Linked DNA regions of Homo sapiens: region 2 is linked to region 1. A link is a contact called in ENCODE Hi-C data. All regions are on one chromosome and are shown on one strand. Each heading gives the region's core, a stretch centred on a gene start or an enhancer-like site at or near the end of the contact. The rest is flanking DNA. Distances are from core to core; before and after follow the strand shown. Region 1 overlaps LOC107985038 (a long non-coding RNA gene). Region 2 has its middle 51 kb from the start of LINC01989.

What was found. A loop is a pair of places that touch in the nucleus more often than their neighbours do. Pooled maps may share reads with other maps.
Region 2: a loop to region 1 is called in a map of Right ventricle myocardium inferior, with 4 times the contacts of the local background. The contact joins two enhancer-like sites. A Hi-C loop is called at or near these places in 1 of 168 maps with a recorded cell type or tissue (Right ventricle myocardium inferior) and 5 of 50 pooled maps.

Annotation. Positions count from the first base shown.
Region 1 is chr17:33,978,288-33,984,012 of GRCh38, reverse strand. The region is part of intron 1 of LOC107985038 (a long non-coding RNA gene); the gene reads left to right. It also overlaps a transcript of ASIC2 not described here. Among named protein-coding and RNA genes, the nearest start is that of LINC01989, 200 kb to the left of the region's middle. RefSeq lists an enhancer at 5,549-5,725. Within about 2 kb of position 1,848, at least 3 of the 41 ENCODE cell types and tissues checked have a DNase peak (open chromatin) inside an H3K27ac peak, as active enhancers do.
Region 2 is chr17:34,129,188-34,135,347 of GRCh38, reverse strand. It overlaps a transcript of ASIC2 not described here. Among named protein-coding and RNA genes, the nearest start is that of LINC01989, 51 kb to the left of the region's middle. Within about 2 kb of position 3,752, at least 2 of the 41 ENCODE cell types and tissues checked have a DNase peak (open chromatin) inside an H3K27ac peak, as active enhancers do.

The sequences.
Region 1 (5,725 bases), core at 599-3,098:
AACTAGTGACAACAAGAACAGACAGCATGGACACATGCTGCCAGGGCCCAAGCTTGCCAGCACAAACAGAGGGCTTCTCAACCTGGGCATTACTGGCATTTTAAGCCAGATAATTCTTTGCTGTGGGTGGGAGTATCCTGTGCATTGTAGAATGTTCAGCAGCACCCCTGGCCTCTACCCATTGGATGCCAGTAGCAAAATCCCCAGGTGGTAACCACTGAAAATAACTCCAGACTTGTACAAATGACTGCTAGGAGGATAGAACTGCCCCCAGTTGAGAGCCGCTGACATACAGAGGGCTGAGTAAATGGGCCCTGTCTTCTCAGTCCAGAAACCAAGCAAAATGCACCAGGGTGGCTCACGAATTTGCACGCCTAACTTCCTCCTCTGTTGCCTCATGGTACATTGGCAGCAGGCAGAGGCCATAGGGATTCCAGGTGACCCTCAGAAGACTGAGAAGAGGCCTCAGTGACACGTTCTAGACACTGCTCTGCTCTCTGACTGTTTTTCTGGCTCCATATCTGGTACCTGAGGCCCAAACGTCATCGAAACTGGGTCCAGAACTGTTCACTGGTGCTCTCACTGATTGGAAACTGTCTGGTGCATTTTGGCTGTTGGGAGCATTTCATCTCACATTGATTTATTATTATATTTTTAAAGACACTGAGATTAAGACTCATCCAGGAGACACTGCTTGCCAAGACATAATTAGGAGAAAATGACAGAGGTAGTAAATATATAATTAACTCTTTTCTTAGTGCTTTTTCCTGGCATTCTTAGTCTATCCACACAGCCTGGGAACAAGTTCTCTGAAATCTCCAGGCAACTAGAGACCAATTACCATCATGTGCACATATTATGTTTTTGAGTAACTGGTATACTTGTTTATATGCAGCAAGTTAAGTGGACAGCCACAAAGATAAACATGGGTACACACACACTCACAGCTCCTAATTGGTTTCTTTTGATTGATGGTTGATTTACTCACTGACTCATTGATTCAACAAAGATTTGGTGCACACCTACTGTGTGTGAGGCACCATGCTGTTTCCACCTTGCTAAAATCTGTCCCTAACTAGAAGACTTTGAGTTCTTGTATATGTATACACATAATGTGTATAAGCATATGATATCAGGGAGTTCTATACACCCATGTACACATACACACATATATTGAGGTTCAGAGAGGCCAAGTAAGTTGCTCAAAGTCACATAGCTATCAAGTAATGAAGCTGGTATTTTGTCACGAGTATGTCTGATTTTCACTTTCCTATACAATCTCCTTTCAAAGCATGCTTCCCAGAGGAGATGATAGTTGAGCTGAATCTTCAAAGGTAGATAGGAATTTACCAGGTCAACATGATAGGAAACGACCTATGCAAAGGCTGGTAGAATTCAGGAACTCCAAAAATAAAATACAGAGAGACACTAGATGCCTTGGGAGGAGCTAGAGAAGACAATATGGACAAGGACCCACTAATGGACGATCTTGTCACAGAACCCATAGCAACGCTGGACTCAGATCTGACTCAGATGTTAATCTGTCTCCTTCAGGAGCTAAAGAAGCTCCCACTTGGAGCTGCAGCCTCTGGCCAGGCCCACCAGCATAAGTTACAAGGTGACCCCAGGCCCATTAAGAAACCAGGGAGCACTTGATTCCAGCCAGTAACTGTCTCCAGCCTTCTCTTGCCCAGGAAGCAGGGACCAGTTAATTGCAGGGTGATCGCCATGTTCTTGCAGAGCATTTAATGTAGCATGTAATTGCAGGGTAAATAAATACAGAGCTATTTCCAGCTCTCAGCCCAGTGCTGCAAGCCTAGTGGTAATTACGGCTGGGGATTGGCTGGGTGCAATTTCCAAGCAATGGCTCCAGGCATGAACTGGCTCAGCCCCAAAGCAGGCCCAGTCTGCTCCCAGGAGAACAAGGATGCAGATCTGTCTAAGCTTCCCATTTACTCAGGTGCTTAGCATCTTAGTTAGCTGCTCTGGATTCCCCAATACTCTAGCCCACAACTGCTTCTTGAGGCTCCTCAACCTTCCGGTTGGTGCCAATTCTCCCTGATAGTAGTGGTTAAGATGCCTGGCCTGGAATCAGACGGAAGTGAGTTTGTATCAAGCCACTTCCTCATACAAGGCTATGTGACCTTAGATAATGTTGCAATTCTCTGGGCCTCAAATTCCTCATCTATAACATAGGGATACAAATAATACATATGTCATAAAATTGTGAGGATTAAATAAGATAATGCATGTAGAATGTTAAGCATGGTGCTTAGCTCAGAATAAGTGCTAGATGTTAGCTAATCTTCCCCCCCTCCCTTCTTTCCTTCCTTCCTTCCTTCTTTCTTCTCCTCTTTCCCCCTTTCCACCCTCCCTTCCTTTCTCTCTCCCTTCCTTCTTTCTTTTCTTTAGAAACTGTGCAAGAGAGGAAAGAACATACATTTGAGAGCCCAAAAGACCAGGGTTTAAGTCCTGGTTCCACCAATTCCTTGCTGTTTTGGTCTTCGAACAGCCATTGAACTTCAAGCCTCAGTTTCCTCGTGTGTTAAGTAAGAACAGTACCACCCACTTCACCAAATCATTGTGAAGATCAAGTGAGATCGCAGTCATCAATGTTTTTGTAAACTGTGGGCCAGGCAAAATGAAAACTTCCTGCTCAGAGTTTAAGCCTGTGTCACAGACTGGGTCCCCAGGAAGGAGACTCTGAGATAGATATTTACTTGCAATGGTTTATTAGGAAGAACTCATAAAATTACACTTGAGGGCTGGGTGCGGTGGCTCACGCCCGTAATCCCAGCACTTTGGGAGGCCGAGGCAGGTGGATCACTAGGTCAGGAGATGGAGATCATCCTGGCCAACATGGTGAAACCCCGTCTCTACTAAAATACAAAAAAAATGAAAGAAAAAAAATTAGCCAGGCGAGATTGTGCACGCCTGTGGTCTCAGCTACTTGGGAGGCTGAGGCAGTGGAGTTGCTTGAACCCAGGAGGCAGAGGTTGCAGTGAGCTGAGATTGTGCCATTGCACTCCAGCCTGGTGACAGAGCAAGATTCTGTCTAAAAAAAAAAAAATTACACTTGAGGAAGGGATGGGGAGAAAGCAGGATTAGACAGAGGGAGAAGCTGAGCTGTGATGCAGTCTCAATGAGCATCTTACCTGATGCCATGGGAAATGTGAAATGGAATGAGCCTTCAGAGTTGTTCCAGACTGGGGAAAGGGGCTCAGGCCTCAATGTCTTTCCATGGATCAATCATTGGATGTGAACCACCCTGTAAAGAAGGCATGATCTGGAGCAAGGCAGCTCTCTGCAGTCAGGGTTAGGGCAAACCCCATGGGGAGCTGGCAGCTGAGAACTTTCTGCAGGCAGCATCCCCAGCAGGTAGCAGGATAAATCCTTCCTTCTTGAAGAGGGACCTGGGAAGCACATCACAGCATCCACCACAACCTGTTGCCTCAACCTACCCAAGTTCCCAGAAAACTTCTTCCCATTCCCAAGATTCTCATCCTTTCCCCTGCCATCCCATCTCCATATGTGTTGTGGCCCATTCTTTCACTTCTTTCACTTCATTCTTTCACTTCCTAGTCTCCCTTTCTTCTCGCCCACTGAGTCATTTCTAGATGTCTAAGTGTCTAAGCTCATCTGGGGAAGTTCTTTGATCCTGGTCAAGTGGTAGAGATGGAGACACAAAGGCCAGCCCTCATCCGGCTTCTCACCTCCCTCACTCAGAGACTTGCTTGAGCTCTGTCTGTCCTTGGGCTCTTGAGTCCTGAAAATATGTGGCTGTCAGTGGAGGTGTGTCCTTCCACCATGCTCCCAGCACCTATTTGTCTCTGTTTGTGGATCTAACCGCTTATGCTTGTCCCAGTGTCCTTGTGTTTGTGTCTCTATCTTTATTATTATTATTATTTTCCTATTATCTGACTTGGCTTGAAGCCCACATTCCTTGATGCTGCTGTCTGAGAATCTACAAGGCTCACCCCAGCTGGAGCCCAGCTCAGAATACCAGGAATACTAAGTGACTCGGATACTTGCTGTTGCTGTGTCCAGTAGAGAAAGAAGAGAGGAGGCCTAAGGGGCACAGAGAGAAGTCTAGTTACTTTGGACCACTTGAGACTCTTCTATGTGGAGTTCCATTCAAGAGAGACTGAGTTCCCGAGTTCTTCATTATTGAAGGTGTGTAAGCAGAAATTGAGACCTCTAAGTGTGAAGATAGAAATGTGATTTAGACCTTGTAGGTCAAGGGCTGGCCACTTATAAGTGATGTCACCTTGAGTAATGACCTCAGCATTCCTGAATTTGTACTTTCACAATGGCCAACATGGTTCACTCTAGCTCTGCAGAATGCTAAGAAGGGGAAAAAGTGAGAGTTCTTGTATGAGGGGTGGGATTTTGTAACTTTTTCCTGACACATGAGGCCTTTCTGTCCCCTCTTACCCCAAATATAACCCATCTTGGTACCTGAGGAGGTCGAGTGCAGAGAGGGCTGATGCTGGCTCACATTCAGTGTGGATTCCTGGGGGTGATGACTTTTCTGGATTTCTTAAAGTACTCTGTGCATACAGGGGACACCAGGCTCCGGGAGAGCCACTCCTGGGCTTGGTGGAGCTCGGCTGGGTGGAGGGGAGAAGTCAGGGTTTCTGACGGCCTCACTCCCTGGCAACTGCCCCAGGGAGACTCTGAATCTCTATGACCCAGTGGTAGGCATGGAGCAGCAGCTATACCAGGTCTCATGCAGGAAGGAAGGACGGATAGAGGCAGGTAGTGTGAATGGTCACTCTTGTGCCCCCAAGACAACGCCAGGCCAAGGTCACGGCTCTGATGGATTGGTGTCATGGCCTGGGTCCAGGCTTTAGAGGGTGTCTTGCCTTCATGCAACTCACTGCCCACCCTCCTCTCTCCTGGTCATGAGTCATAGACTTGGGGAAGACAGCTGCTGGGAGGGACCAAGGCCCTGGAACCAGCTGGGGGTTGACTGCCCGACACCTTACATGTAGTCTGTAAACTGACTCTGGTTGGATCTGTCACCGAGGAGACACAATAAGCCTGTCCTGTCCCCTTCTGTACTTACACTCAGCCCTTTTGTGATAATGTTTCTCCTGTAAGCCCCCCAAGTGTGTTTATTCTGTTTTGGTTTTATCTATGACCCATGTTTAGAAGCCCTCCTCGCTCTCCCTCCATAGGCACCAGGACTCACTGGTGGGGTTAGAAGCTCTTTGACACCCCAGGCCCTTCCTAACACTCCTTACTCCTCCCTCTGTCCAAGGCAGGGTTGGAGGCATCTGCAGACAGTAGGCCTAGCACAGAGGGCCAGAGTCACCCTCAGTCTGGCCTTGACTCGACTCTCCCAGCACACCGTAAGCATAGGAATTTGACACAGGTGGTGTCAGAAATGTTAAACTATGAAATAGGGCTTGCCCTGCAGACCCACCCCAGGCACACCATCCTTTAGCTGGCTGTGAGTGTGCACTATGCGGGCAGGCACAGTTCCAGACTCTGTATAGGAAAGTAACCTGGACCTTGGAGGTTATCTTGTCCTCATTTTGAAGTTGCAGAAACTAAAGTCCAGGGATAGGGCAAGACATTCTAATCACACAGTCAGTGAAAGGCAGGCTGGATCTTGACGGGGCAGTCTGGCCCCAGCAGCCACCCTGGACTGCCTTGACTCGACTGCAGTGTGAGAGGATCCCTGCCATATTTTCTACGTAGCCCTGGGCTGGCATGCAAA
Region 2 (6,160 bases), core at 2,503-5,002, 150 kb before region 1:
GGTCCTCAGCCACTTTCTATCTCTAGCTCATCTTCTATGCCATGTTCCTGCTTTCAGTGATTCAGCTGCCAGCAGGCAGGCCTGTTTGGGACTGCTTGGTCACAGTTGGAAGACAAGTGCAATTTTTGGTGTAGGCTGACCAGGCCATCGCTGGCTGGGCTTTGCTGGCCAGAACTCAGAGAAGTTGTGAAGTTCTGTTTTGGAATTATTAATTAAGAGCTTTCCAACTTATCTAGCAGAAAGAGCCTCCACTTCTAGCAAAGCATTCCATTTGGCTTTGGAGTTCTGACAAGCCTGTCTGTGGGGTCTCAAATGTCACTCTACAGTCACCAGTCTTTTAGTAATGACCTGTGGTTGGCTATAGCTGTTCAGAAAATTAGAATTCCAAAGTTCAAGGCATTACTATTATTATATTTTTGGCAGAGTGAGGGGTATGAACTGAAGGGGCCCAAGGAGGTACTGCCTACGTATGGGTGGGCGAAGGTAGGGGGTGGCCCCAGGATTCAGAGTAAGGAGTGCAGTTTGACTGTGAGCTCCCTCTCCTAGAAATGACTGGCTGCATGTCTGTCTACGAGAGTGGTCATAAGCAGAGGGTTTCCTTCCTGAGGTCAGACCTGATTAATCTTGGGATTGGCGCAAATAGAAACAGATTCTGGAGTATGTGGTGCAAACTGGCATTGAGAAAGTAATCACATAACTTGTTGACCTAGAACTTCTCCATGTCTCATCACTGGACTCAGGGCAAAGTCTCCCTTCTAGGTTTCTCTGGCACTTGTGGCCTGGGCTTTGCTGGTGCTTCCAGCCTCATCTCTACGATGGCTGCACTCCCATTCCTCTTCCTTCCATTCTCTCCTTCCTGCATTGTGCATTTACTCTTTGCCAGGGACTTGACCTGGATTATTTCTCTTGGGGACAGGCATGGATATCTAACTTGCCCGGATGGACTTGGTTAAAGGTGACTGTCCAGCTCTGGTGAGAGGACAATGTGGCCCCTTTCTGGGGACTTTGGGGCATTTGACAAGACCATTAGTACTTAAAGATGGATGTTGTGCCTGAGGGTGATAGGGCGGTCACAGAGAGAAGTGACCATTTACAACATTTCAAATGCAATTAAATCATTGTTCACCCCCAAACCTCTGATGCCAACTACAACATGACTCTAGAAGGCTTCACAGCATTTCCTTTTGGGGCATTTCAGACTTCAAGGGGGCATTAACCATTACAGATATAAAGAAGGGATGCTGGCTTCTGAATTAGAGAATCAGTACCTGGAAGCTGACTGTAGCACTCATCAGCTATGTGAACTTGGTAAGTATCTCTCAGAATTAGTTTCCTTCTCTCAGGGTTTTTCAGTCTTGGAACTAGTGACAATTTGAGCCACAGGATTCTTTGTGATGGGGGCTGGACAAACTGTAGTGTCCTGTGCATTACACTATGCTTAGCAGTATCCCTGGCTGGAAGTGCTCCTCCCACACCCCTCACCCTGCAAAGCTCCAGACATTACCCAGTATCTCCTGAGGGGCAAAACTGTCCTCAGTTGAGAACCACTGGTTTACCTGTAAATTGGGATGTAAAACCCCTATGTCACTTAGTTGACCTTAGGTGTAAATAAGTGTGATTTGCAGGAGAAATCACTTTGCATACAGCAGGTGGCCCTTAGCAGACACAGTGAGGCCCAGGGAAGCTGTGGGTTTCCTTGGCTGCCTCACAAGAATGTTTCACCTGCTGGTGCCAGGCCCTACGAAGGCTCCTCAAGCCAGGTGAGTACCAGGCTCATTGGCATCACTGGTACCCTGGCCTGTGGCCATGCGTGTGAATGTCAGCCTCCTGGGCTTCTGTCCCACAGCTCAGAGCCAGGGCTGCTCTTGGGAGAATGCACTGATGTTCTGTAGCCAGCTCAACAGAGACAGCCTGACCCTGGGCCAATTCCAGAGCATGAGGGATTCCCAGGGGTGTAGCTTCTCCCAGCACCTTTTTTAGGTGAGAGGAAAGAACCATTTACCGAGCATTGCCATGGCTCTGCCCCCCACCCACCCAGGGACACTACCCCTTCCCCTACACCACAAAAATAAAAGTAGAAAATAACCAAGAAAAAGAAAGACGCTTGAAGGCAAAGAAATCTGAGTTCATACCCTTTCATTGCTTCTAAAATGGGAAATCAATCATATGTATTTATATCATATCATACATCTATTTATCAATCCCAGAGTCAGTATGAACATTTAATTAAATCAGATAATTGATGCCCAACACTGAGTCTGGCTAACAGTAAGTAATAAATACTTGGTAGTTCTCTTCTGCCTTTACATATATCATCTCAGTTCCCTCTCACAATGAAAGAGGGAGATGTGGTATTAAATTGGGGTGACCCCAAACAGGCCGCGATGGGTTAGATTGGGGCCTAGGTCCCTCTGTGGAGGAGACTGTGCTTCTAGGGAGCCCTACCCTCACTGTCTACAGAGGTCAGCTGAGCACAGGCTTCCAGGATGGATGGTTGAAGTATGGCCTGATTTTTTACCTGAGACTTCACAGCTTATAAAGAACACCTACACACACACTTGTTACCTAACAACAGCCCACAGTGGTAGGGAAGGTAGTTGTTATTCCTATTTTGCAGGCTAGTGAGAGGTGAAGCCAGCTGGACTTCGTGGGTCGAGTGGGGACTTAGAGAACTTTTCTGTCTTACAAGAGGATTGTAAAATGCACCAATCAGCACTCTGTAAAACACACCAATCAGTGCTCTGTAAAACGCACCAATCAGCACTCTGTAAAATGCACCAATCAGTGCTCTGTAAAACGCACCAATCAGCAGGATCCTAAAAGTAGCCAGTTGCAGGGAGGATTGAAAAAAGAAAGACCCTTGAAGACACGCTGATAGGACAAAAACAGAACATGGGCGGAGACAAATAAGGGAATAAAAGCTGGCCTCCACCCGGCTCGCACTCCATCCCCAGCCAGCAGCCGCAACCCGTCTACCTGTCCTTCCACGCTGTGGAAGCTTTGTTGTTTTGTTCTTCACAATAAATCTTGCTGCTGCTCACTCTTTGGGTCTGCGCAACCTTTAAGAGCTGTAACACTCACCACAAAGGTCCCCGGCTTCGTTCTTGAAGTCAGCGACACCACGAACTTACCGGGAGGAACCAACTCCGGACACACTAGGAGATTCAAACTCAAGGAAGTTAAAGCACTTTTCTGAAGCCATACTCTGGTAAGTGGCAAAGTTGAGATCCCAGCTGAGGTTAGCCAGGCTTTACATTCTTGTGTCCCCTGCAGAGGCATTATGATCCTCCTGTAGAAAGCCCAGAGATCAAACTTATAGGGCATAAGAGATGGTGTCTCAAATTCCAGGACAGCACCTACAATTGTCACAAAAGTTTCCAAAATGTCCCCGTCCCACTGCCCCAAGAGAGACCAGAGTTCCTAAATGTCCCTCAGAGAAGAATGGAGAAGCTAGACCCAAGGTAATTCGTCAGTGGGCCAGCACTCAGGCTTTCACACGCTGGGATCCAGATTCTCAGACCTTTCAGGGCCTCTTGTTTATCTGGTCCCATTTGGACAGGGGGCCTCGGCAATGGCCCCTGCCCAGCAGACCCTGGGTCTCAGTGGGATTAAAGGAAAGGCACGCAGAGCCACAGACTGAAATATTTCTCCTTTGTTTTTGTGGTAGAGTGTGAAATATCTCTAGAGCATTTGTGGACAGGGTTTAGGCTCAGGAAGATGTCCCTGCTGTCAGCAGACCACAAGCTGGCTTCCCCCCAGGAATGGTTGCGTGCCCAGGCAGGGGTAAGTCAGGGCTGGCTTTGCTCAGGTCCTGGAGGGTGACAGCTCAGCCCTGGAGCCTCTGTGGCTGAGCTGGGGGCAGAAACCTTTATGTGGCTATTTATAGGTCCTGATGGCCAAAGGAAGGGAGCTATCCTGATGCCAAAATGACTCTTCTGGGGCCTAGGCAGTGGAGCTTGGGGGGCTGGCAGTTTATTTAGGGAATACAATGGCCTACTCAGAATGGTTATTTCTAATTGATTCCTCCCCAGCTCCTCTCTCTCTTCCATCCCCATTATTCCCATGACCAAATGGCCCTGTCTGAAACACAGCTCTCAATATGTCACTACTTTGTCCCAGTCCATCAATGGCTCTCTATTGTCTTGCCAATCTGCATTTCGAGGCTCAGTTTCCAATTCTTCATGGTGCAAAGCCTAACTCTGCCGTAATATACAATTCACTCTTTCCCGAAGGCTTTCTTTCCCCACTGGCCCCTCAGCTTTGTTCCTACTATTCATTCTCAGAATTCCTCCTTTTTCTCTCCCTTAGCATTGGTTTGTTGAAAGTCTGCTCATCTGCTAATGTCCATCTCCAATGCAGCTTTTTCCGCGAAGGCTTTCTCGATCTCTCCCTACTCGCTGTACTCATTCCTTAAATACTTGTTCTCTGTCCATTGAATAAATGCCTTGGTGCTTTTTACCTAAGGGCAGGCATCAGAGTGGCCGTATAATAATTTCATGTATAAGCTTCCCTTCCCCTGAAACCCATCTTTTCATTTCAAAAAGCATTTGTTGAGCATCTGCTCTCTTCTAGGCAGTTGCTAAGGGATGCACTAGTTATGCAAACATGGGTAATGCAGGGCCCAGCCCTTGGGGAGCTTGCTGCCCAGATGGGAAAACGCATCCTAACAGATTCATTATGGTGTGAGAAGCATCATGGAAGGGAATTCCAGAGTTTGGAAGAGGAAATGCTTTACTCTGTTTGAGGAAAGGTGTGGGCATTGAAGCTTATAAGACCAAAGACACCTTTGTCTTTCAACAGGGACTATATCTTTCTTGTCTCTTTCCCTGTGTGTCCAGACAACACCTGGGACATAGATGATGTCCAGTAAATGTGTGTTGCACTGGGACTAGTTAGATATAGGTTCTGTGTTCTCCAGGCTCCTTTGAGCCCTTGCCCATATCCCCATTTATACGGATTCAAAATCATAACTGTTGCATCTCCTCGTAAGCCATGAGGAGGAAAGCAGTAGTTGAATCTGATTTCAGCACCTGGAAAGCAGTGGTTGAATCTGATTCACTGCATTATCTTTGGAGCCTGCACAGGGTAAGGGTTTAAGGAGCTTTGCTGGGTGAAGTCATGGGTGGCAGTGACTGCCTCTAATGATCTCGCCTTGAAAAGTGTGTGACAGGCTCAGTCAGAGCATTCTGTCTTTCTTCATGTCTCTAATTTAGTCCTTTCATGATGTGCAAATGAATATTAACTCCTAAACCCCACAGATAGCCTGAAGAGTGCAGAGCAATAGCCTTAAAGTAAATGGCAAGGTGCAAGTTTCCATGGTGGCTTTATCGTTCTCTAATTGGACTCACCTGGCTGTTGGATGACAGTACTTCCTGCTCCACTGGGCCAGCTCCTTGCTGGTTCAGGTGCATCCCTCCCAGCTCAGTGGACCCCCTTGAGAGGCAGGACATGGTATGTCTGGAGGGTGACAATAGCTTTAGCCTTTGTTCTGTACTTGGTTCATTGATAATAGGATGCCCCGTCTTCTAGATTTTAAGGAAGCTTTGATCTGGGGATCCAAGAAGATTGGAAGCAGCTACTAGTATGCCCTGTTTTAGGTATTCCATTATAAAAGGCTTCTGTAGACAAAGAAGCTTGAGAAAGATCTTGGTGAAATAGAACTACTTAGATTTCCTCAGGGCAGGACTTCTCATCCATCACCTTTGCTGTGGTTGACAGGTACTGTGAGTCTCCATGAGGGGGTACTATAGGCAGTGATGTTTATTCTTAGCCAAGAACCTTTTAACACTCTAGAGAATAATTTTGGGAATTATTAGTTCCAGGTATAACATGGGACATGGCCCTTTAAGAGTGTGGAAGAGGTTCCTACCCTGTGGTATGTGTGTGTATATCAAATGCGGTCATGTCCTACCAGGATTCCCAAAGTTGATTCTGACAGACAATAATTCCCCAGAATTCTTACATTTTACAGGAAAAGAAATTGTATTCCAAGGCTTGTTATGCTGTACAAGTGGAGAGTTTGGCCTCAGAGTGAGGCAGAGTGGGGCTTGGATGCTGGTTCCACCATATAAAGTCATCTCTGCCAGTTTCCACACCTGTACGTGGGGTGATCCTAGTCCCCACCTCATTAGGCTGTTGTGAGGATTAAATGGGATAAAGG